3 separate regions of the Homo sapiens genome follow, and all the other regions are linked to region 2. A link is a loop called in an ENCODE intact Hi-C map of the cell type or tissue named here. Cell type or tissue: ascending aorta. All regions are shown on one strand.

Region 1 (8,000 bases), 830 kb before region 2:
AAAGCACTTTGTACGTTTTAAGATTTTATATAAAAGAGCAAGGTTTGTTATAGCCCTAAATGGTTTGATCTTTGGATATGGGTGACAATTGCACGTAAGTAATTTCTGAAAAGGTGGGATACACTAGAATACCAGAGTGAGAGGTAGCTTTTCCCGCCTTCTAGGCAATGTGCACTTAAAAAAAATTTAAACTGACTTTACTATCAAAATGGGCTTTTATGAATAAGGCATTCTAAAGATCACTAAGTTATTGTAGTTACTCATTTAGTCAGCACACGTATTTACTGATGTCTCGTTGGTGAACAGGACAGCACCACGGGGTGGAGTTTGGGTTTATCTGGAGTAGAGTGAAAGACATTGGAGAATGTTAAGAAGTTAAAACACAAAGGGCAATTTTTAAATGCTCACTTTAGGAGCCTCATGGAGAGGAAGCTGTCAGGTGTGGGGAGAGGGGAGGAGAGTGGAGGCAGGGAGGCTGTGGTAGCCCTTCTTGGGACGAGGCCTTCAAACTCAGAAGCATTGAGCTGCAGGGGAAAGAGCTTTCTGGGAGAGGGAGATGTGCGTTTCAGGGCCTGCCGCTGACAAGCTGGGGACCTGGAGACAGGAGGCTGCTGTGGTGTGCACACTTGAACACAATGCTCCCCAAGGGCCTCTCTGGCCCAGGGGTCAGTATGATACTGGCCCAAGGAGAGTCCCCCCATAACTGAGAGTGGGCCAAGAGGTGGCCTGGCTTCGTGGTTGAGACTGCAGGCTGTACATCCTCATTCCCACGCTTTTACCTGTTCGTCTCCATTGCCAAAACAATCATGTCTTCCACTGGCAGTCATGCTGTGTACGTGCAAACCGTGGCTTCTGATCCGTCTCTTTTCCCCAGGGCTCCCTCCAGCAGCTCACCGTGCACCCCGACCCCAGGACTCCCGAGGAGCTGTGTGACCCTGAAGAGTCCTCGGTGAGCTCCCCTACTATCCCACAGTGGGCCCTGCAACCCCAGCAGCCGCAGCCTGGGGAGGGCTGGATGCCCAGACAGTGGCGTGGAGTTTCTGAAACCTCTCATTTTGGCAACTGCTGCCTCAAGTCCTATTTTGGGCTTTTGGCGTGATTTCACTTTTTAAAGAGCATCAGCCATCTCTGGTGTGGGGAGCTGTGTTTCTTATAAGGTGTCAGGATCTTCCATGGCTGTGGCCGTCAATGGCCTGCTTTCCCGCCTTCTTGCCAAGAAATGGTGTCAAGATTCTAAAATCAAAGTTAAAACTGAGATATTCTGGGAGTAAATTCCTATAAAAAACGATCCTCAACTTAGCTTTTATGCTTGGCAAATGAGTTCGTTCCTAAGCTGGGGATGGAGTGGTGGGCAGGAAAAAAAAGATGACTCCTTCTTCCCTCCCTCTAAGGATTGACTGAGCACCTGCTGGGTGCCAGCCCTGGGTAGGTGCTGGAGATAAAGGAATAACTGGGAACTGTTTAATAAGCTGCTCATATGCACTTCCATACCCAAATACAGTGGCAGAGCTGAGTGTGATGGGAAAAGGGGGAGATCCTCAAACCCAAACTCAACGTTGTCAGGTGGGAGCAGGAGAGGAAAGAGGAGGAACTTGAAGCCAGTTAGGGAGCAGGTGATGCCTGACCAATGACAAGGGTGAGGCCTCCCAGGGAGAAGGGGTCCAGGATGCAGTCAGAGGTGAGCAGAAGGTAGCGCATTCCTGCAATTCCTGTTGCCTTTTGGGTGGCATCAACGTCACAACAGAACATAAATTGATTTTGTTAACTTTGTAAAAAACAAAATGCTGTCGATTTCGTTGGAAAGCCCCTGAGAGGTGGAATTTGGGCCTGTGAGAATGCCTGTGTTCCATGAGCCAGTGGTCCCAGCCTGACAGTCATGTGATGCTGATCAGTGTAGTCACGCGTTAGTCTCTGCATTGCCATTAATACTGAAAAAGTAGAAACAACCCAAGGGTCCAAGAACAAGGGATTGGTTACAAAATCACAGCACTCGGGCTCCTTGTCTGCCTTTAGGAGGCTAATTAGAAAGATTAGGTAATGCCAGGAAGTCATGCTTCGGCTGTAATTGTTCCCAGCGCAAGATTCCAATGACAGCCTCACAAAGGTTGGGAGAGTGGTGGGGACCTGGATCGAATGAAAGTAGATATGTTAGAGAGAGTGAGAAATCATTGTGTATTCTGTTAGAGCAATAAAATGTGGAAAGAAATAAAATGAACAACCAGGCTGGGCGCAGTAGCTCACGCCTGTAATCCCAGCACTTTGGGAGGCCGAGGTGGGTGGATCACTTGCGGTCAGGAGTTGGAGACCAGCCTGGCCAACATGGTGAAACCCCATCTCTACAAAAAATACAAAAATTAGCCCGGCGTGGTGGCGTGTGCTTGTAATCCCAGCTACTCGTGAGGCTGCGGCAGGAGAATCGTTTGAACCCAGGAGGCAGAGTTTGCAGTGAGCTGAGATCGCACCACTGCACTCCAGCATGGGTGACAGAGTAAGAGAGAACCTGTCTCAAAAAAATAAAAAAATAAAAATAAATAAATAAAACAAATAACCAACCATGCACACTGCACACACGCTGTCTCCTTAACCCCACTCCGTCTCTCATAGACACACACACACACACACACACACACACACACACACACACACGGTTTCCCTGTAGGAGAGTCGGTTTGTCAGTTTCTGTAACTTTCCCAGTCATCCAACTCTTATGGGCCCTGCCCGCTCTGCCCGGTGTGTGGCACAGTTTGTCTCCACACAGGCATCTGGAGAGACCAGTGGGCTGCAGGAGGCAGACGGAGTAGCTGAGATCTTAGAAGCCGTCACCTACACTCAAGCCTCGGTGAGTACTGGGATGCTGTGCCATGTGATCTTGCTCAGCTTTTAGCAGGCTGAGAATTACTAGAGGGGGCCCAGAGTCCTGGGTCTGACCTCTTTGTTTCCAGACCTGTGAGCTTAATCGTTGACTCATCTGGGGGGGTCAGGAAAATAATGGCCAATGGGCACTTTGCAAAATCCCCTGGTGAACCGCAACACCAGCTTCCTCAGTGCCACCCTGTGTGTGGCCATCAGAGGGCTGTCAAGGGCAAACGCTGTGCTGTATTGCTTTGGAGCCTTGGGTAAAAAGCCTGTGGCCTTAGGTAACTTACTCAACCATTCTGAACCTCAACTCCTCTTCCAAGAATGGTGATTCTAATAGCCCTATCTCATAGGGTTGTTTCCAGGGTTAGATGATGAAGTGCAGGGACAAGCCTCAGCCCAGCATCTGGCATGAGGGAAATGGCCCTGAACGATGGCTCTTGTTATATTTGCTCAGTGCTCCAGCTGTGAAAGCACAGTCAGGACCCCAGTCTTGTGAGTCACAGAGTCCTCCAGGGAGCTCACTTCTGACGCATGGGAAAGGCAATCCTAACTTCCAGTGGCCTGGACCTCCTCCCTCCTGGGAATGCTCCCTGTGGCTGAGACATGGAAGTGGTTTTGAAAGCACTGAGTCAGACTGTGGGGACACCCAGGAGCCTGTTTTTAATGAAAACAGCAAGCAGCAGCAGAGTCACTAAATACAGCAGAGCTTCAGCCGTCTCCTTGCCTGGTCAGGCTACTTTGTAAACGTATCTCTAATAGAAGAAATCAGGGAGATGGAAATTAGGCAGTGGCTGGAGATTACAGACCTTGGGCAGCAGGGCTGTGCATGCAGCAGAGCTGTGGATGCAGCAGAATAGAACTAGACTCTGTTAGCACTGGAAGGACCCAAAGTCCTGTACATCTCTTTCTGTACAGAGGTGTACGGAAAACTGCCCTTTGTGTACAAACTGAGCAAACCAAGGCCCAGATAGGGGAAGACACTGACTGAAGGGTGTATGGGCCGGACTGGGGTAACAGCATGAGTCTCCTGATGCCCATCCATGGGGTCATGGCCTGAGTGGTATTGCAAAAGTCCATCCCAAGGATGGCGGCCAACTCTTGGCCAGTTGGGATGAATGAAGTCAAGGGTCCAAGTTGCCTGCCTACCTGGTGATTGGGGAGGGCAACTGCTTTGGGTGGTGTGGCTATCCTGTGTGCCCATCAGCCCTTGGCCATCCCACAGGCATGTCCCAACCTGGGGCAGTAGGACACAGAGTGGCCTTCACATCTGATGCTGCCCTGTGCACCAGTTCACAATTCACAGCGAAGCCAACTCAGGCAAAGGTGCCAACAGCCCAAGGTTGCCCTTAGAGAGGGACAGGAAAGGAGAGTGGAGTTTGAGCCTGAGATGATCACAGGGGACAGAAGTAGGGCAGAGAAGCTTGGGAGGGGGCACCAGAGCTGGGCAGCTTTGGACAGAGATAGAGAAGTGGGAGGGGAAGGAAGAGAACTGGCATTTCTTGATACCACTGTGTACCTGGTGCTATTGTGTCTGGAATTGGTGGGTTCTTGGTCTCACCGACTTCAAGAATGAAACCACGGACCCTCGCGGTGAGTGTTACAGTTCTTAAAGGTAGTGTGTCTGGAGTTTGTTCCTTCTGATATTTGGATGTGTTCAGAGTTTCTTCCTTCTGGTGGGTTCCTGGTCTCGCTGTCTTCAAGAGTAAAGCTGCAGACCTTCGCGGTGAGTGTTACAACTCTTAGGGCAGTGCCTCTGGAGTTGTTTGTTCCTCCCGGTGGGTTCATGGTCTTGCTGGCCTCAGGAGTGAAGCTGCAGACCCACCCCATGAGTGTTACAGCTCATAAAGTCAGTGCGGACCCAAAGACACTAACAGCGATATTTATTGCAAAGAGCAAAAGAACAAAGCTTCCACAATGGGAAAAGGACCTCACCAAGTTGCCGCTGCTCACTCAGGCAGCCTGCTTTTGTTCCCTTATCTGACCCCCCCCCACATCCTGCTGATTGGCCCATTTTACAGAGAGCTAATTGGTCCACTTTACAGAGAGCTGATTGGTCCGTTTTACAGAGAGCTGATTGGTCCATTTTGACAGGGTGCTCATTGGTGCGTTTACAATCCCTGAGCTAGACACAGAGTGCTGATTGGTGCATTTACAATCCTCTAGCTAGACACAAAAGTTCTCCAAGTCCCCACTAGATTAGCTAGACACAGAGCACTGATTGGTGCATTTACAAACCTTGAGCTAGATACAGAGTGCTGATTGGTGCATTTATAATCCTCTAGCTAGACATAAAAGTTCTCCAAGTCCCCACTAGATTAGCTAGACACAGAGCACTAATTGGTGCGTTTACAAACCTTGAGCTAGATACAGAGTGCCGATTGATGCATTTACAATCCTCTAGCTAGACATAAAAGTTCTCCAAGTCCCCACTAGATTAGCTAGACACAGAGAACTAATTGGTGCGTTTACAAACCTTGAGCTAGACACAGAGTGTTGATTGGTGTGTTTACAAACCTTGAGCTAGACACAGAGTGTTGATTGGTGTGTTTACAAACCTTGAGCTAGACACAAGAGTGCTGATTGGTGTATTTACAATCCTTTAGCTAGACATAAAAGTTCTCCAAGTCCCCACTAGATTAGCTAGACACAGAGCACTGATTGGTGCATTTACAAACCTTGAGCTAGACACAGGGTGCTGATTGGTGTGTTTACAATCCTTTAGCTAGACATAAAAGTTCTCCAAGTCCCCACCCAACTCAGGAGTCCAGCTGGCTTCGCCTAGTGGATCCCGCACGAGGGCAGCAGGTGGAGCGGCCTGCCAGTCCCACGCTGCCTCCTCAGCCCTTGGATGGTCGATGGGAACAGCCGCCGCAGAGCAGGGGGCGGTCCCCGTCAGGGAGGCTTGGGCCATGTGGGAGCCCACTGCCAGGGGGCTCGGGCATGGCAGGCTGCAGGTCCCAAGCCCTGCCCTGCGGGAAGGCGGCTGAGGCCCAGTGAGAATTCGAGAGCAGTGCGGGCCGGTCGGCAGTGCTGGGGGACCCGGCACACCCTCTGCAGCTGCTGGCCTGGGTGCTAAGCCCCTCACTGCCCAGGGTCGGTGGCACCGGCTGGCCGCTTAGAGTGCGGGGCCCGCCGAGCCCACGCCTACTTGGAACTCTCACTGGCCCGCAAGCGCTGCACGCAGCCCTGGTTCCTGCCCACACGTCTCTCTCCACACCTCCCCACAAGCAGAGGGAGCCGGCTTCAGCCTCTGCCAACCCAGAGAGGGGCTCCCACAGTGCAGTGGTGGGCTGAAGGGCTCCTCAGGTGTGGCCAGAGTGGACGCCAAGGCCGAGGAGGCACTGAGGGCGAGCGAGGGCCGCCAGCACGTTGTCAATTCTCGCTATTGTATGCATGATTTCACTTTTGTTTCTTGCCACCCTGCAAGGTAGGTGGCATCAGCCCCATTGTGCAGATTCAAAAATGAATGCCCAGGAGGTGGGGTGCCTCTTCCAGGGTCACAGGGTAGTGAAGTCAGGACTCAAGCCAGGCCTCACTCCCCAGGCTTGGACCCTCCCCAGGACCATGGCACTGCAGGCACTGGGGCAGATGTGGGGCACGTGTCAGCCAAGGGGGGCTATGAAATCAATCCCCAGACTATCTGGAAAAGTGAAAAAGAAAAAGTTGTTGGTGATTTGATGGACTTGGTGGCCTCTGGGGAACCTCTAACACTTTCTTTCCATGCTTCCCCAACCCAACTTTTCTCAGTGGTTTTATGGGAACTGGTGCATATCAGAGTTCCACCAAGCGTGAATCCCAGCTCTGCCACTTACTAGCTCTTGACCTTGAGCAAGTGACTTAAGCTCTCCAAGGCTCAGTTTCCTCCTTGGTTACAATAGAGTGGACCTGCCTCATAGGGTCAGTGTGAAAATTAGACAAATTGCCCTGTGCAAAATGCTTGGACAGTGCCTGTTGTTGCTACTGTTGACCAGTGGGTTTGTTGTGAGGATTAAGGGAGGTGATGTGATGTGTCAGAGAGCAGCTCAGTGCTGGACTCAGCACCGGGCATAGTACAGATGCCTCGTTCCTCTTGGGGCCTCCTGGTTGGCCAGTGGCTTGGGCTGACAGGCATGCCAAACCCCTGTGGCTGCCTTCAGTTATTAAGGGGATTGCCCTGGGCTGTGCCTCGAGGCCTGATGGTCCTGACCTTAACCTGTCTGTTCCTGATCATCAGAATGCCTTCCCTGTGCACCCGTCTGTCTGCACCACAGTTCACGCTCTTCCACATGCTTCCATTTCCTTTAGTCTCATTTGCAGGGAGGTGTTTGGGGTCTCTTCTACATAGGAGGGCACTGAGGCCATGGAGATGGTTGCTGGAGGCACCCAGCCTGGAGGTGGCAGAGCCAGGTCTCCAGCTCAGGGTCCAGAGTGCACTCAGTCATGCCACCCCTGAGCTGGGGACTTCCCCCTTTTAACATCTCCTGGAAGGGCTTTATGGCATTTTCCGGCAGCCACCCTCTAGGACGGGGAATTTCCCTCTTCAGCTCAGACAGTCCCCGCCCGCCCCTTGTCTGTCTAACTTCTTTCTTGGAATGAATCTCACTTCCCCATCCTCAGCCTTTCCAGCCTGCCACCCTTTGAGACATGAGCCGTCGCCAGTGAACTGAATTGCAGACTTTCTGAGTGGTCAGGGACTACAAAGTCTGCCCCTCCTTGCCTTCTTCCCCATTTAGGATTGGGGTCCTTGCTATCCAATTCTTTGCATTTTCAGAAAGTTCTATGCTGTTGGAATTAACATCCCTGTGGTTCTCAGCCCTGGCTGTGCATCAGGGTCATTTGTGTGTAAGTGTGTGTTGGGGGTGGGGGTGGCATGGGGGGTTGGGGAGGCACTGTGTTGGGGGGATTGGTCTTTAAAAGCAGATTCTTGCCTGGGCTGTAGACCTGGATGTTCAGCTTCAGTAGATCTGGAGTGAAAGATCCTAGAATCTGTATTGACAAAAAGCTCTGCAGGTGATTCTGGTCCTCAGCCAGGGCCTCTTTCCCAACCACACCCAGATGCTCACAGTTCTCTGGACAGACCGAGCACTTTCTCCCCTCCATGGCGCCTTAGTTCCTGCGGTTCTGTTTGCCTGGAGGGCCCCTCCCAGCTCCCATTTCTGCCT
Region 2 (8,000 bases):
ATTTTCTCCTGTCCAAAAATTCATTTCTGAAAGAGACTGCGTTCACTCAGCAGCAACCTTTGGGACTAGGGGTCTTTAACTCTGATAAATTTTGTTTTCATCAAGAAATTTACACTTAAATTTATCATTTCCAGGAAGAAATTGCTCTCCTTCATACAGTCACCCAGGCTTTCGGCACACCATTTCATGACAAATGTGTCCGAGGAGACCAAAGCAAATCCCCTAGCGAGGGACTGACTAATAAGTCCTGTTGATTGATTTCGAAATGTTTAATTTGGGAGATGTGGGCGGAGGGCATCTACAACCATCAAAAAGTGAAAGTGCTAGTTGAGAGTTCCATTTCTGACCCGGTGCCGGGGAGGAGGAATGATTTGCAATAGTCAGACCCGCTCAGCTGTTCAACACGTGTGTGTTTGTTTTACACACAGAGTAGTTTCTGCTGCAGCGCGCGTGTGCATGATGGATGTGCACTTCGCTGGGTTATAACGTGTCCAGTTAAGAAACCCACGCCGTACGTGTAAAGAAATCAAACCTTATCCCCGGAACCATCTGCATCCCTGTGTGAAACACGCACCCAGTAAATGATGCGGGGAGGGGGGATTAGCCTGGGCGCAGAGGACCGGAGCAACGTAAACAGCTTTAGAACCTATGCAAGAGGAAAGTGCAGCTGCACCTCAGGGCGTCTTCGGGCTGGTGCCAGACGCCTTCTGCACCGGCTGCCAGGTCACTGGAGCTGGTCAGAAGCTGGCTGGCGGAGCCTTCCCTTTCGGAAGAGCTGTCCTCTCCCTTACCCCCCTCGCCCTGGCTCCGTGCCTCGGGGCAGCCTCGGAGGCGCGCCAGCAGCACTCCTCCAACTCTACTCCACCCGAGCCTGACAGCTGGGCGGTCCCGCCTGACCCGTGGGCAGGCCGCTGCACCCTCCCGCAGACGCACGCCCTGGCGAGCGGTTCCGCTGCAAAAAGAGAAGCCCCCAGGCCGGGGCCGGCCGTGCGGCGGAGTTTCCATTGTGCGGCCGTGCGACTGGCCGAGGAACGCGCGCGCGCGCGCGCGCACACGAACACACACACCCTCCCTCGCACACGCGGAACCGGCTGGGCCAGGGGAGGGAGGAGGAGGGTGACGTAGCGTCCCATGGCGTCACATTGACGTCTCGCATTCCAGGCACTCTATGGAGAGGCCGCTAGGGCTCCTGTGGCATAAATGACGTGCCGAGAGAGCGAGCGAACGCGCAGCCGGGAGAGCGGAGTCTCCTGCCTCCCGCCCCCCACCCCTCCAGCTCCTGCTCCTCCTCCGCTCCCCATACACAGACGCGCTCACACCCGCTCCCTCACTCGCACACACAGACACAAGCGCGCACACAGGCTCCGCACACACACTTCGCTCTCCCGCGCGCTCACACCCCTCTTGCCCTGAGCCCTTGCCGGTGCAGCGCGGCGCCGCAGCTGGACGCCCCTCCCGGGCTCACTTTGCAACGCTGACGGTGCCGGCAGTGGCCGTGGAGGTGGGAACAGCGGCGGCATCCTCCCCCCTGGTCACAGCCCAAGCCAGGACGCCCGCGGAACCTCTCGGCTGTGCTCTCCCATGAGTCGGGATCGCAGCATCCCCCACCAGCCGCTCACCGCCTCCGGGAGCCGCTGGGCTTGTACACCGCAGCCCTTCCGGGACAGCAGCTGTGACTCCCCCCCAGTGCAGATTTCGGGACAGCTCTCTAGAAACTCGCTCTAAAGACGGAACCGCCACAGCACTCAAGTACGTATGAGATTCGCCCAGTTAATAAGGGGACTTGCTAAAAAAGTTGGCTTGCTGGGAAGCGTCGCTCCTGAAATTGACAACTTTGAGTGTGGGGTTCCCTCCCCTGACCTTGCCGCCCGGCTCCGGCTTTGCTAGCCCAGCGGCCCGTAGGTTCTGATCTGAAACTTTTCCCCTGTAGTGGGCCCGCGGGGATCTCTGGAGCTCGTGGGATTCCTCCCCCCACTCGAAGAGGCGAAAAGCCTCTAACAAAGAGGAGGACCGGGATTTGTGCTATAGCGGCTCCAGCGATGTAATTCAGGGTATTTCGGCTCTAGTTGTCATGGTAATGATGCTCTCGGCGGCGGCGGCGGCGGCGGCAGCGGCAGCGGCAGGGAGTTGCAGCTCCGGTGATGAACGGCAGTAATTTTCCTGCCTTTTAAGTAGGATTGAAAATAGGAGCTCTGGTGGGTCCAAGTAAATGTTGCTAATGGTGGCACCGAGCTGGTTCTCTGGAAGGAAGCTTAGGAGGGAAGGGCCTAGGCAGCGACGGCCAGAGTTTGCAGACGCACTCGGAGGACCTCAGGAAAGAGGGCGTAATTGTAGGAATGTGGCTTATTGTATTGAAATGAGCCTGGGGTTCCACTAGGCACGTCTGCCTGTCGTCGCTGACATGCCGGTTTACACTTTTCCCTTAGGAGGTAAATCGGGTGTAATTGGCGACTCCCGCACACTGACACGTGTGGGGACGGTGTCCCTCTCCTCTGGACGTTGGCTCGGTGTGGGAAAGGCATGCTTTTTCACGGACAGAACTCGCGCTTTTGGAGAAGTTGCTCCGAGTGTTTTACTCTTAGTAGAAATGAAAGTTCTCGGTGGTGAGACGAGAGCGGTCATGCGAGCGCAGCCTGCGGAGACTGACTTCCAAAGGCACCTCTCCAACCTGTTGGAAGCCTCGGGGCAGTGGTGAGGAAGAACGCATTTGTCCCTTGATTTCCAAAAACGTTCTTGGAGATTGCCTTTTATTTATTTATGCGTCCGGATTCTCCAGAGGGAAGAGCTGCGAGGAGTTAGTAATCAGAAATGTCGGGCTGTGATCCCAGGGCCTTGTGGTGCTGGGAGAGAAGAACAGGGAGCCGTCATTCCATCGCGAGTCCAGTGCCGGATCTCCTTTTCCCACGACCGGGAAATATTTTATAGAATCAAGTTAGGGAAAGAAAAAGCTGCCTAACGTGGCTGATGGGCACAATGAATGAAGTTACTTTATTCGAGTTATTTTCGCTGAACAAGATGCTCGCAGAGTTAGTATCAAAGCCTCCTTAGGCCACAGCAACCTCCACGTCCGCTCCGCCCCCCACCCCCCGGCACCCATCCACCCCTTTGCCTGGGACCGTGCGCTCACAGAAATTCTTCCCCGCGGTTTGTCTAGTCTCCCTCGGTCTTTCTGAGAATCTCAGTCTTTCCCTTTCTGTCAGTCTCTCCCTCGCTCCTCTTGCCCCCGCCCAACCTCCGCCCCCGCTCCCCAGGGTTGGAAACTCCGCAGAGGAGCCCCGGTCACAATGGTGCGTTTCACGGTTTCCTCCACACACTTCACCACCGGGAGGGGAACACGGGGGTGTTCCTTTCGTCTGCCCACGAGAAAGAAAGGGGCTTTGACAGAGGTAGTTATTTCTTCCTAATTTACAACCCCAAGGCTCTGTGCTCCCGGCCCCGGCGGCCGCAAGCAGGAGCGGCGGAACGTGTTTCCAGGCACTGAGGCTTTGCCTAGGTAACCGGCCGCTTGTGGGGTGGAGAGAGCGGCGGGGCGCTGGGCTGGGCTGGAGGAAAGGCTGTGTGGGTCCCTCCCGCGAACGCTGGGCGCTCGAGGGGAACTCCTTCGTTGGGGAGAGGCGGTCCCCGCCCACCCGAGTTCTGAGGCCTCCTCTCAGAGAACGACTCCGCTTGAAAGGCCCTCAGGGAATGCGGGACGGGAATGCGGGCACCCACTGAAGGGGCGGGTGGGGGATTGCTGGAGACCCCCATTGAAGATGCGGGGAGACGGGAAGCACGTGCTACAGCCGTGGGAAGATCCGCTTCTACCCGCGCTACATCGAGCGCAAGCTTTCCGTCCGAGCAGCTCCAGCTGGGGCTGGGGGTGGCAAGGGAATCCCCCATTTCCTGGTCGTCGAGGGTTTCCTGGACCTGGGAGCCCCGAGTCCCTTTCTCTCTTCCTGCAGGCAAGCCCCGGGCTCAGGGGCGCCAGGAGATGACCCTCGTGGCCCCGCGCACCTCGGAGGTTTTTGGTTTGGTTTGATTTGGGGTTTTTCGGTCCCTGTTCCCACTCTTCGAGCTGCGCCCACCCCGGGCAAAGGGGGCGCTATAGGCCGGAGTTTGGGCACCCAGTTCCTTCCCTGAGGCCTGCTGAGCTGCGCTTTCAGCTACAAAGTTTCGCTGAGGCTGTGGGCTGAGACGCTGGTCCCGGAGCTGCGCTCGGCGCCCTCAGGAATGTGCCCCCGCTAGGCCGCTGGGTGGCCAGGAGCCTCCAAGCCGCCCACCCTCGAAGACACCGCCCTCTGGGTGCAGGGGACCTGCCTCCGCTCGTCCCATCAGCCGCTAACGCCGTCCGCTTCGTCCCCTTGCTTCCAGCGCCAGCCTTCTCATCGCTGTGCCCTTTTGTTTGCTTGACCCCTGGCCCTCGAAACTCGCGGCTAATAGAAGCGAAGCTCCATTAGCATTTAGAATGAAAAGCGCAGACTTTCTTAATTCCTCGGGGCATTCATGCATTCGTTCCGGACCTTGTGCATTTCCTATGCAACGTGTAAAATTTGTATTTGAGGGGTGGGGGCGGGCGGAGCTGGAAAATGGCTTTTTTCCGCTGGTGAACACTCACTGACCCCCCGTATTCGGGCGGAGCTCGTTCCTCAAGTGTTCTGCTTTCTTTGGTTTTCCTGACTTCGTAAGCTCGGAATCAATTGTGGGGGCAGAGAGATCAATTTCTGGGCAATAACAGGCTGCGCGTTTTTTTTTTAGCCTCGGTTTTGGTGCCACAAAACGGTGGTAGGCGCAGTGGGTTCCAACAACCTTTCCTCGGCTTCCCCGAGGCCGTGTGATGCTTCTTGCCCAGGGGGACTCCTGTACCATTAATCACCCTTAATTTTACGATAATTCTTTGTAATTAATGTAACATTTCTAGAGGTTGCCAACCAATTCCCCCAGTCCCCAATGCGCCCAGCCCGGGCCGTAGTGACCCATCCTGGTCTCACTGTGACCTATGTCCTCTTTCACCTTGCCTGTAGAGCCCACTGCGGAAGAGGGCAGCCCGGCAAGCCCGGGCCCTGAGCCTGGACCCTTAGCGGTGCCGGGCAGCACTGCCGGCGCTTCGCCTCGCCGGACGTCCGCTCCTCCTACACTCTCAGCCTCCGCTGGAGAGACCCCCAGCCCCACCATTCAGCGCGCAAGATACCCTCCAGGTAGGTCCGAAGGCAAGACCCTTTTCTCCTCCCTGGCTGAGGGAAGTGGGTGGGGGAACCACACACTCGGCGGGCAGCGTGGTCGACCTGCCCAGTGCCAGGACAGTGACTGCTGGCCGCGAATTTCACAACACAGGTGGCTTCCTCACAGGAAGCTCCTCTGTATACCACACCCTGTTGCTACTGAGTGGAGCAGCCAAATTAAATTAAGCTTGCATTGCTCAAAATTAATTTTCCTAAGAGAAATACAAATACACCAATAGATTAGGGTATTTTATACATTTTTAATTTCATTTTTGCTCTTCTTTTATAGCCAGTGTGCACATGTAAGAGTTATGGAATCACTTAGAGCAATACTGAGCATTTTCATTTATATAAAACCCAAATCATTTGGGTGCAGAAGTTTGGATGATTGAAGCTCAGAGGGAAGGAGAAAAGCATTTGAGATGAAAACCAAAGAGTAAATTTGAGTTTGGCAAAAGAACAGATTGCACTTTTGGTTTGTACCACCTCTTTACAAATTTGTTAAAGGAATACTAGGTGCCAAGCCTGTGTGGGCACCATAGATAATGCAGATAAATAGAATACAATCCCAGCAAGCTCATCTTCTAGCTAGAAACCTCAGAAAGACACAAATAAGAGCAGTAAAAAGGGATTGGCCGGAAAGAATGACAGAAAAGAGTAATGGAGAAATCCTAGAGGTGCTGAAGGGAGAAGGAGAATAGATCAAAGATCAGGCAGTGTTCTTTCTTTTAAATGATTAGCCTTTCATTTCATCCCAACAACTGGACAGCAAGATAAGTAACTGGACTTCAAACTAGTGAGTGTATTTTTAAGGCCCTGCTTGTTAAAGAAAGGCTTGAACTGGCCTCTCCTCATCACTGCTTCTTCCAACAGGCCCTCATCACCTTTTTTCAAGTCAAGATTTCATCCCATACATGCATGACTCAATCAGATTTGGAAATGTGGGTAAGAGAAAGATGTCAAAGGAAATGTGAAGTATTCACTTCTCTATTAGTCACACCTTTTACACCATAGACTCCAAAGAGGCGTTAAGCACCTGGTTTTCCTTTGGCTCAGAAAAACCAACCACCAAAAACCGCCGTTTTTTACCATTTATATTTAGCCATAAAGAAAGAAAAATAATTAGATAAATCATCCACTACATCCAATAATTCTCAGCGCCTTCTCACTCAGTTCAGCCTCTCTGAACAATAGTAAGCACCCTGGATACCAGCCACTTTGGGGGCAACATAGTCAAACTGGCAGAGAAATCAAGTCTATTGAGAAACTGCTTTTTTTCATGGGTACTAATTCTAGTGTCATAAGGAAATACCTATACTAACTTGCCTATTATGATAGTTATAAACTGTTATCACAAAACAGTCACTGATATGTTTTATTAGTTAGAATTGGGATATATATATGTGTGTGTGTGTGTGTGTGTGTGTGTGTGTGTATATATATATATATGGGTGGGTGTTTTGTTGCAGCTGCTGATCTTTTTCTTTGCAGATGGTACAAACTCTCCCGAGTCAATTTCCTGGGCCTATGTCCCCACCTAGCTGACTGAAGTTATCAACAGGGGTCCAGTTTGTGCAGGCTGCTAGCCCTATTGGAAGAGTGGGGATGAGGTGGGAGAAAGCAACCACAACGTGTGTGGGCAACCTCAATTGGCACTCATAAAATGTTAGAATGTCAACTCTCTCCCTTGGCCACTAAATCTCTCACAGGGTAGTTTTTCTTGCCTAACTCAGGTTTACAAATCAATGTGTATGCCTTGGGGGACCAATGGCCTCTTTCCTCCCAAATAAACCACTGGCTTTCTCTTTGTCCCCCTAGGTTATAGCTGAGGAGCCCACTCCAATTAGTTTATAGGATTCAAAGCCTCTTTTTAAAAACATCTCTGAGCTTATGAGGAAAGACTTCAAGTTTCCCAAATCTAGTGGAGGACAGGGCAAGGGAGGAAAGATAGGTACAGGAGTCCACAGGAGGCCAGGTTTTGGCACCCCTTTGTCAGGAATTCAGCTTCCTTACTAGGGATGAAGAAAATAAGTGTGGGGCTTTGTGTCTATGCTACCAGAAGGAGGAGAGGATGACACTTCCTCTCTGTTTCCCAGATTAGAGAACAGTGAACCCAATGCTGCCTGTTGGCTAGAAAACAAGTGTTAACTTGCTTCTGAGAGACCCTTTTCTCTGTCCCTGCAGATATGCCCTGCGTCCAAGCCCAATATAGCCCTTCCCCTCCAGGTTCCAGTTATGCGGCGCAGACATACAGCTCGGAATACACCACGGAGATCATGAACCCCGACTACACCAAGCTGACCATGGACCTTGGCAGCACTGAGATCACGGCTACAGCCACCACGTCCCTGCCCAGCATCAGTACCTTCGTGGAGGGCTACTCGAGCAACTACGAACTCAAGCCTTCCTGCGTGTACCAAATGCAGCGGCCCTTGATCAAAGTGGAGGAGGGGCGGGCGCCCAGCTACCATCACCATCACCACCACCACCACCACCACCACCACCATCACCAGCAGCAGCATCAGCAGCCATCCATTCCTCCAGCCTCCAGCCCGGAGGACGAGGTGCTGCCCAGCACCTCCATGTACTTCAAGCAGTCCCCACCGTCCACCCCCACCACGCCGGCCTTCCCCCCGCAGGCGGGGGCGTTATGGGACGAGGCACTGCCCTCGGCGCCCGGCTGCATCGCACCCGGCCCGCTGCTGGACCCGCCGATGAAGGCGGTCCCCACGGTGGCCGGCGCGCGCTTCCCGCTCTTCCACTTCAAGCCCTCGCCGCCGCATCCCCCCGCGCCCAGCCCGG
Region 3 (8,000 bases), 560 kb before region 2:
TTCACATACCATACAATTCACCTATTTAAAATGTACAATTAAATGGTTTTTAGTATATTCACAGAATTGTACAACCATCACCATGCTCAATTATAGAACATTTTCATCATCCCCAAAAGAAACCCTTTAACATCAACACCTTTTTCCATCAACACCTTCACCATCCCCAAAAGAAACCCTTTTCCATCAACACCTAATCCCGTTGTCTCCCTGCTGGCCCTAGGATACTTTCTGTCTCTATAGATTTCCCTATTCTGGACCTTTCATATAAATGGAATCATACAGTATGCATTTTAGGTAACTGTCTTCTTTCATTTGGAACAGTTCCAAGGTTCATCCATGGTAGCATGTATTGATACTTCACTCCCTCCTATTACTGAATGCTGAGTAATATTTTATTGTATAGATATAACACATTTCATTTATCCATTTGTCAGTTGATGGACAGTAGTTTGTTTCTACATTTTGGCTATTATGAGTGAAACTGCTATAAGCATTGGTGTATCGGTCTTTTATGTGGAGGTATGTTTTCAATTCTCTTGGTAATATACCTAGGAGTGCAACTACTGGATGATTAATTACTTCTCTGATCTTACATCCTGCCCCACCCCCTCCACACTCCCTGTGCTCCAGTCACAGGGGGCGCCACCTACTTGTACTTCCAATTCTTCAGCCCATGCTTTTGGAACTCTGCAGTTTTGCCCACACTACTTTTTCCCCTGAGATGTTATTCCCTTCCATCATTTGGGGTGCAAGTCTTTTGTGTTACTAAAGGCCCAGCTTAGATGTCATTTTCTCTGCAAAACCTTCCTCCAGTGCTTCCTCTTGTGAAAGCCATACAATCCCATGTGCCTCTTTCACAACACTAGGCATTTTCTACCTTGGATTGCAGTTATTTTCTACTCAGGTCTTATTGCCTCTTCTAGACTATAACCTTCTTAGCTCTATCTGCTTTTTAGATTTACTTTTTGTTTTTGAGATGGAGTTTCACTCTTGTTGCCCAGGCCAGAGTGCAGTGGCACGATCTCGGCTCACTGCAACCTCTGCCTCCTGGGTTCAAGCGATTCTCCTGCCTCAGCCTCCAGAGTAGCTGGGATTACAGGCGCCTGCAACCACACCCGGCTAATTTTTTGTATTTTTAGTAGAGACAGGGTTTCACCATGTTGGCCAGGCTGGTCTGGAACTCCTGACCTCAGGTGATCCGCCCGCCTCAGCCTCCCAAAGTGCTGGGATTACAGGCATGAGCCACCGTGCCCGGCTCTAGATTTACTTTTATATTCCAAGTGCTTTGCACATAGCAGACCCTGTATAAATGTTTGAATAGTGAGCATTTTGTGTGCTTTGTTATTGAATTATTTTAAGACAGTAGGTACCTCTACGCTCTAATGGCTCTCAGGGTTGTGACAGCCGTGCACGTCTTCTCAGAATGAAAGCACATTTTCTGGGCAGCATTTGAGGGTAAGCTGAGCTGCCTTCTCTTCCTTTAGCCCATTTCCCTGGTCTCTAGCCTGACACGAGCATCTCAGACTCTTCCTCATGCTTCCAGCTAAAATCTAACAAATTACTCTGAAATACAAGGTTATGTGTTATGGATCCTGACTTCTTCGAGCATTGCTTATGACTGAAATTTATAAACAGACAGCCGTCTTCCTGGATGACCTAACAAATCATATTCCCCTAGAATATGAGCTCAATGAGATGTTTAGAGCTCAATTAGATGTTTAAAGCATCAGATAGTGCCATGGACTAGGTGACTTCCTGCCCTATGCAAGGTAGGAGGTGGCCTTGACAAATGGTCATCTGGTCTTAGACTGAACATTTCCAATAACAAATAAATACCTTCCTCCCAAGGCCCCTTGATGAGTGCGCAAGGTTTCCTTTACATTGGACCGAAATCTTCCATCCTGCAGCTCTCAGCCATCGTGCCCAGCTTGGCACTTGGGGCACCTCAGTCCACCTCTACTCCCTCGTTCCAGCACAGCCCTTCAAGTTTTGAAAATAGGACTGGGGCTTCTGTGTTTGTTCTTATGCAACCAGAAAGGCCCCAGTTCTCAACACTTAATAAGAAATAGTAAAAATTATAAATAAAAAATCAATAATCATACTTCTGAGTAAAAAAATAAAACCAAAATAGTACAATAAAAAAGTGACAATATTAAAATTATGGTCTTTAATATCTCATTATCAAGCATTTAGCATGTGCTGGGCATTGTGCCAAGCCCTTAATGTGAATTCACTCTTTCCACTCTCACAACAACTGTACGAGGTAAGGGCTGTCATCTTTCCCATTTGACTGATAAGGAAATGGACACTCGGAAAGAATAAGTAACTTGATGAAAGTTACATAGCTACTGGTGGAGCTACTGAGTGCAGGTGTGTCTTCTTCTTGAGTTCAAGGTCTCAATTCTATGCACACAGCCTCACTAGTGGTCCCTGCCATGTGAATGTGGCCCTTCCCAGGGAGCTGGATGGAGGTGGCTGGCCTTGCATTTCCATGGTTCAGTGGGAGGCACATGGGAACGAGAGTCAGGAGTCATGGGTTCCAATGTGGACACTCCTAGCCTAGGATATAAATCTGCACAAAGCCCCCTTCTTGCTCAAATCTCAGTAATGTAATTCTTAAAATGACTAGGCTAAATTGTCAAGTTGCTCTCGGCTGTGATTTGGACATTCCAGTCTTCCCTGAATGCGCTACACCCTTTCACAACTCTGGGCCTTTGAGCTTCCAGTCTTATTGCCTGGAAGTTTCTTCCATCTTCTACTACTGTACTCATCTTTAATAATGACTCATCTTTGAAGAGCTGATTTGAATAGCACATTCTCTATGTAACCTTCCCTGAACTCCAGGTAAGGTCAGCCTTGCCCCTCCGTGTTTCCTGCACACTTGCACAGGTCTCTGCTCTAGAGTCTGTGATTGTCTCCCGAGATGGACCGTGAACTTCTCAAGGGCAGAGACTTGTTTGTTCACCACAGTGACCTTAGCACGGTGCTAGCCACGTGGGTCCTTGTTTTTTCAAGGACTCTTGGACTGCCAGTTGTTATGACGCCGTTCAGCCTCACGCCTGCTAGATGGCGCTGCAGCCCACCAGAATGGAGCCCGCTGGTCTGCAAAACCACAGGTGCCTCCAGCGGGGGCTTCAGACCGCACTGGGAGGTATTTGGCCAGGAGCCCTGGAAAAGCAAAAGTTTTCGTTTTCTCCTTATCGTCTCAGTTTTGACTGCTGCTACTGAACAATGTATCTTTCGATTCCTTGAGGCCTAGGGAGGTGGAGGTCTCTCCCTTCTTTCCTCTGCCTCCTAGCAGGAGAATTTAGGCTACTCCTTTCCTGTTTGGACTGTTCCAGGTTGATTTATTGTCCAATGTTCTACCTGCTGATTTTTGTCACGTGTCACCCTCACCTACTCCTCTGAAAAAAAGAGGAAAGATACAATTCAGCACTTCATGGCAATATTGCTGACCAAGTGAACTCCTGCCATCTCTATTCCCTTTTACTATTGGCTAACATCTGCTTTGTTTCATTTTTCTGCATCTTCTTTCACTCTTTTCAGCATCTCACAGCAGCCCACACGTCTTTCTTCTAGCAGAAGGAAAGCATTATGGTATAGTGGTTAAGGGCACTGGGGCTGCTCTGACTGGATTTGAATCTTGTCTTTGCTACTTATTGGTTCTAGGACTTTGGGCAAATTTCTTAACCTCTCGGTGACTCAGTTTCCTCATTTGTAAAAGGGAAATAATAATAGTACCTACGTAAAAGCGTTGTCACGAAGATTCAATAAGTTCTTGGTGCTTTACCTTAAAAAGGGTCAATAAACACTAAGTACTACAAATGCTTATTATAGAACATACAATTGGAATTCATTAATTTGTGTTCAATGTACCCCTTATGTTAAGTTGTGAGCCCTAAGAGGTTCACGTTGGGTCTGTCTTGTTCATTGTTGTATCCTTAGCCCCCACAAGAGTGCCGGGAGTATGATAGAGGCTTCGTTAAAATTTTTGGAAGAACCAAAGTCTGTTCTGTTTCTCCTGTATAATAAAAATGAAACAAAATTATGATATATATTGTTTACCCATTTAAATGGTCTAGGATTTAAAATTAATAATACCTAATGTTGCCTGGGGCATAAAATGGATGCTTTCATTTATCGCTGGTCTATTATAAAATGGTAGAATTTTTTTGGAAGGCAATTCGACAATATGTGGAAAGATCCTGAAAAAAGTGACTCAGTAAATCAACTGTTAATCAATCGTTCTTTCTTTCTTTCTTTCTTTCTTTTTTTTGAGACAGAATCTTGCTCTATAGCCCAGGCTGGAGGGCAATGGCCAGATCTTGGCTCACTGCAACTCCATCTCCCAGGTTCTAGTGATTCTCCCACCTCAGCCTCCCGAGTATCTGGGATTACAGGCACCTGCCATCATGCCCAGCTAATTTTTGTATTTTTAATACAGACAGGGTTTCACCATGTTGGCCAGGCTGGTCTCGAACTCTTGATCTCAGGTGATCCACCCGCCTCGGCCTCCCAAAGTGCTGGGATTACAGGTGTGAGCCACTGCGCCCGGCAATTTGTTTTTATCTGAGTGCTCAGACATGCATAAAATTTTAAGTACAAGGGTGTTAATCACAGCAGTATTTATTCTATTAAAAATCACCAAGAATTGAAGAGAAACACTGAAATACTTTAATAAATGATGACATGCCCATGTGATGGACTATTATGCAGCCATTAAGTGATCTCTTCTGTGGAATAATTAATGACATGGGAAAACATTCCTGATACAAGCTTAAGTGACAAAATTAACAAAACTGGGTATACAGAATGGGCACATTGCTTAACTTCTCTAGTCTCAATTTCCTTATCTGTAAAATTAAGGTAATAATACTGCCTATCTCATGGCATTGTTACAAGGTTTAAAAAGTATTTTAAAAGGTTTAAATAATTTTATTAGTTCTGGGCATGTGAATAAGATCTCAACACTTATTAGCTACTGTCATAAAATACATATCAGGAAAACAAGACTGGAAGGAAATATAGCAGAGTGTTAATGGTGGTTAATCTCAGACGGTGGGATTACAGGGGTTTTAATTTTTCTTTTTATAAAGCAAAGTATGTGTAAAGCAGCTAATATAGTGCTAGACAATAGTGGGTGCTCAATAAATGTTAGCTAGCATGATTCTATTTTTCCTTTCTCTCTCCCTTTTTTTTGACACAAGGTCTCGCTTTGTCACCCAGGCTGGAGTGCAGTGGTGCAGTCATGGCTCACTGCAGCCTTAACTTCCTAGGCTCAAATTATCTTTTTTCCTTAGCCTTCTGAGTAGTTGGGATGGTAGGCATGTGCCACCATGCCTGGTTACTTTTTAATTTTTATTTTCTGTAGAGACAGGGTATCTCTATGTTTTCCAGGCTGGTCTCAAACTCCTGGGCTGAAGTGATCCTCCTGCCTTGGCCTCCCAAAGTGCTGGGATTACAGGTGTGAGCCACCATGCCTGGCTTCTCTCTTTAATTTTTAATAATGAACATATATATGTTTTAAAGCTATTTAATATAGCAATTATGTTAGTTTTTTGAATTTTTTAACTAATTAAAACCCCCCAACATAACATGTAGTCTATGCCAGGCTTCGTGACAACCATTCAAGGCTTATCTGGCAAGGTAGACTGACTGTGGGCCTTTCCCCTTCAGCTGGGAGCCCAGTATAACCAATTCAGTTCTGTTTGCATCATCTTCTTTTTAAGATTCCCCCAAATATTCCTTCCCTATGGCGAATCCTAAGTCATTTTTTAAAATAACATGTTCCTTTTATGACTCAGTAGTTTTCTCTGTTGGCCTTTCTTCCTCAGGCTTTCCTTTTTCACAACAAATTCCATGACTATCTTAACTGCTTTCCCCCGATTTTATCCCACACCGCACTCTCCTTTCCCATCCAAAACAAATAACAATTCATCTCTCCCCTGCAAATGAAGTCAAGATTGTTGATAAACATCATTTTTACCTCTTTTAAGTCCAAATAAAAATTAAGTGTATGAGTAAGTTGGGATTACAAATCAGAGAGGAAAGAATGACTAATCTGATGAAAGATATTGGGAAATTTGACCAACTATTTTGGGGAGAAAAAAAATTGAGATTCCTATGGCATACTATGCAACAAAATAAATTCCAGACACATTTAAAAATCATATCTAGGAAAACATGAAGAAAATATTGGTGAGTATCTCATCTCAGGGTAGGGAAAACCTTTTTAAGGACTTATGATATACAACGGTATATGTGTCTAAATAAACATAAAATCTCCTCTAAATAAAGTACAAAAAAGGGAAAACAAAAATATTTGCAAGACTTATGACAAAGACAGATATCCTTAAGATAGAAAAAGTCTTTACAAATCAATAAGAAAATTTGAGTACGTCATTAAAAAATGAGCAAAGATAAGCAAAGTTAAAAGATAAGTGATGGAGCATGAGAAGATTTTTATAGCACAGAAAACAGATTAAGCATTAATAAAGCACCACTGATATAAAAGTTTCCTCTAAATCAATATGAAGAGATGAATAACCCAAAAGAAAAATCAATAGAGGTTGTGAACAGGCAAGTCACTGAAGAATAAATAAAAATGGCCAACAAATATATAAAATATGCTTAACTTCATCAATGGCCAGGGAAATACAATTCTTTTTTTTAAAATCTACTTTCCACTTAACAAATTGGCAAAAATTAAAATGTCAAAAATAACCAGAGTGTTGGTGGATATGAAGGAAGCAGGAGCCGTCTTTTTCTCATTGGTGAGGATATATAAATTGGTAAGGTCTTTTGGAAGGCAATTTGGCAGTACATTTAAAAAATATTTATCCCCTTTGGCTCTACAATTCTGCTTCCAAAATATAGTCTCAGAAATACTCATACACATGCACAGAGATGTATGCACTAGGTGCTTGTTTTGAAAAACTGAGGGAAAAGGTATTCGCATTTGCTAGAGAACACTGACAGACGTGCACAAATGTGTGCATAAGAATTTTCACTGTGGTTTTGGAAGGACTTGAAACTATCTCAGATGTCCAGTAAGAGCAGATTACTTAAATGAATTATGTGCACCCACTTAATGAAATACCAGGCAGCTTGTAAAGTGAATGAGGTTGATTTGCATGCACAGAAGGGAAAGATGTTCGTAACAATAAAAATTAATGATGTTCATAATCATTACTTTAAAAAGCAACTTGCAGGACTTTAGGTGAGGTCCAAACCCATTTGTGTAAACAAAAATACAACTCCTGCAATCAAACTGTGTGCCTCTGCTGTGGTTGGCTAGGGTGGGCAGAAGCCCTGCTGGTGCGCTGTGTCTTGACAGCATCCTCTGCTTTTAAAAAAATCACAGTTGGGAGAGCTCTTGTCTAGGTAAACATTCTTTCTCTCTTTTGTCTGCTGGGTGGATTTGGGACTTCTTAGCCTTGTTAAGATGATTTCAGGTAGGACACTACCCGATTATCAAATTCTGAAGGTTTCTTCTTAGAAAACGATGGGATGGCCACTGTCTCTGTGAGCATTAAAAGGGACAAACCAGTAGAAGTTCCCAGACTTGTCTTGGCTCAGTAGTAGGAATTCTTTTTTCAACAATTACAGTGGATCATAAGTAGGCTAGGCAGGAGGGTCCTCTGGATCAGAAGGAAGGGGGAAGAACAACTGAAGATGAGACCGTGAGATCTGTTTGACGGCCCTGTCTCTCAAGGTCTTCTCCCTCATGTGAACTTGAAAACTGCTTCTTTGAGCTTCTACCTTAGCTTCCTATTTCTGCCCTTAGGGTCAGGCCCTTCTTCCTAAAGATAATCCTTTAGAAATTCAAATATAGTGTCCTGTCCTCTCCTGCGTCAGCCTCATAAGTTAGGAACCCCATGTCACTTCAGGGGTTCAAATAGAGGCTTCAGTGCCATTGTTTACAGAAGCTGATGTGGAGACCTCCCCATGGGTGAGAAACTCAACTGGGTGACCCCACTAACCCATGGTCTCTTAGA

The links. Peaks named below come from ENCODE experiments on the same cell type or tissue, not always from the same donor. Only the 100,000 strongest peaks of a DNase experiment are listed, where the experiment ranks them.
Region 1: a loop joins it to region 2, with 5 times the contacts of the local background. A loop is called at or near these places in 2 of 110 quality-filtered maps.
Region 3: it touches region 2 in a loop (3-fold over the local background); 30 of 110 quality-filtered maps call a loop at or near these places.

What each region holds. Positions count from the first base shown.
Region 1 is chr9:98,986,420-98,994,419 of GRCh38, forward strand. COL15A1 (collagen type XV alpha 1 chain) reads left to right here. Exons shown (of 42, transcript NM_001855.5): 4 at 875-949; 5 at 2,759-2,839. Among named protein-coding and RNA genes, the nearest start is that of COL15A1-AS1, 46 kb to the left of the region's middle. In ascending aorta, a CTCF peak has its summit at 3,059 (motif pointing right); DNase peaks (open chromatin) are centred at 1,012, 3,392 and 7,375; H3K27ac peaks cover 2,295 bases.
Region 2 is chr9:99,820,659-99,828,658 of GRCh38, forward strand. It overlaps NR4A3 (nuclear receptor subfamily 4 group A member 3), which reads left to right and starts at 1,227. Exons shown (of 8, transcript NM_006981.4): 1 at 1,227-1,749; 2 at 5,001-5,174; 3 at 7,383-8,000. The coding sequence starts at 7,385. RefSeq lists silencers at 1,321-1,370, 3,993-4,042 and an enhancer at 1,945-2,457. In ascending aorta, CTCF peaks have their summits at 1,160 and 4,072; DNase peaks (open chromatin) are centred at 313, 1,143, 2,023, 3,543 and 4 weaker places; H3K4me3 peaks cover 5,180 bases; H3K27ac peaks cover 3,445 bases; H3K27me3 peaks cover 660 bases.
Region 3 is chr9:99,263,658-99,271,657 of GRCh38, forward strand. No RefSeq gene overlaps it. Among named protein-coding and RNA genes, the nearest start is that of SEC61B, 45 kb to the left of the region's middle. In ascending aorta, a CTCF peak has its summit at 3,067; a DNase peak (open chromatin) is centred at 3,074.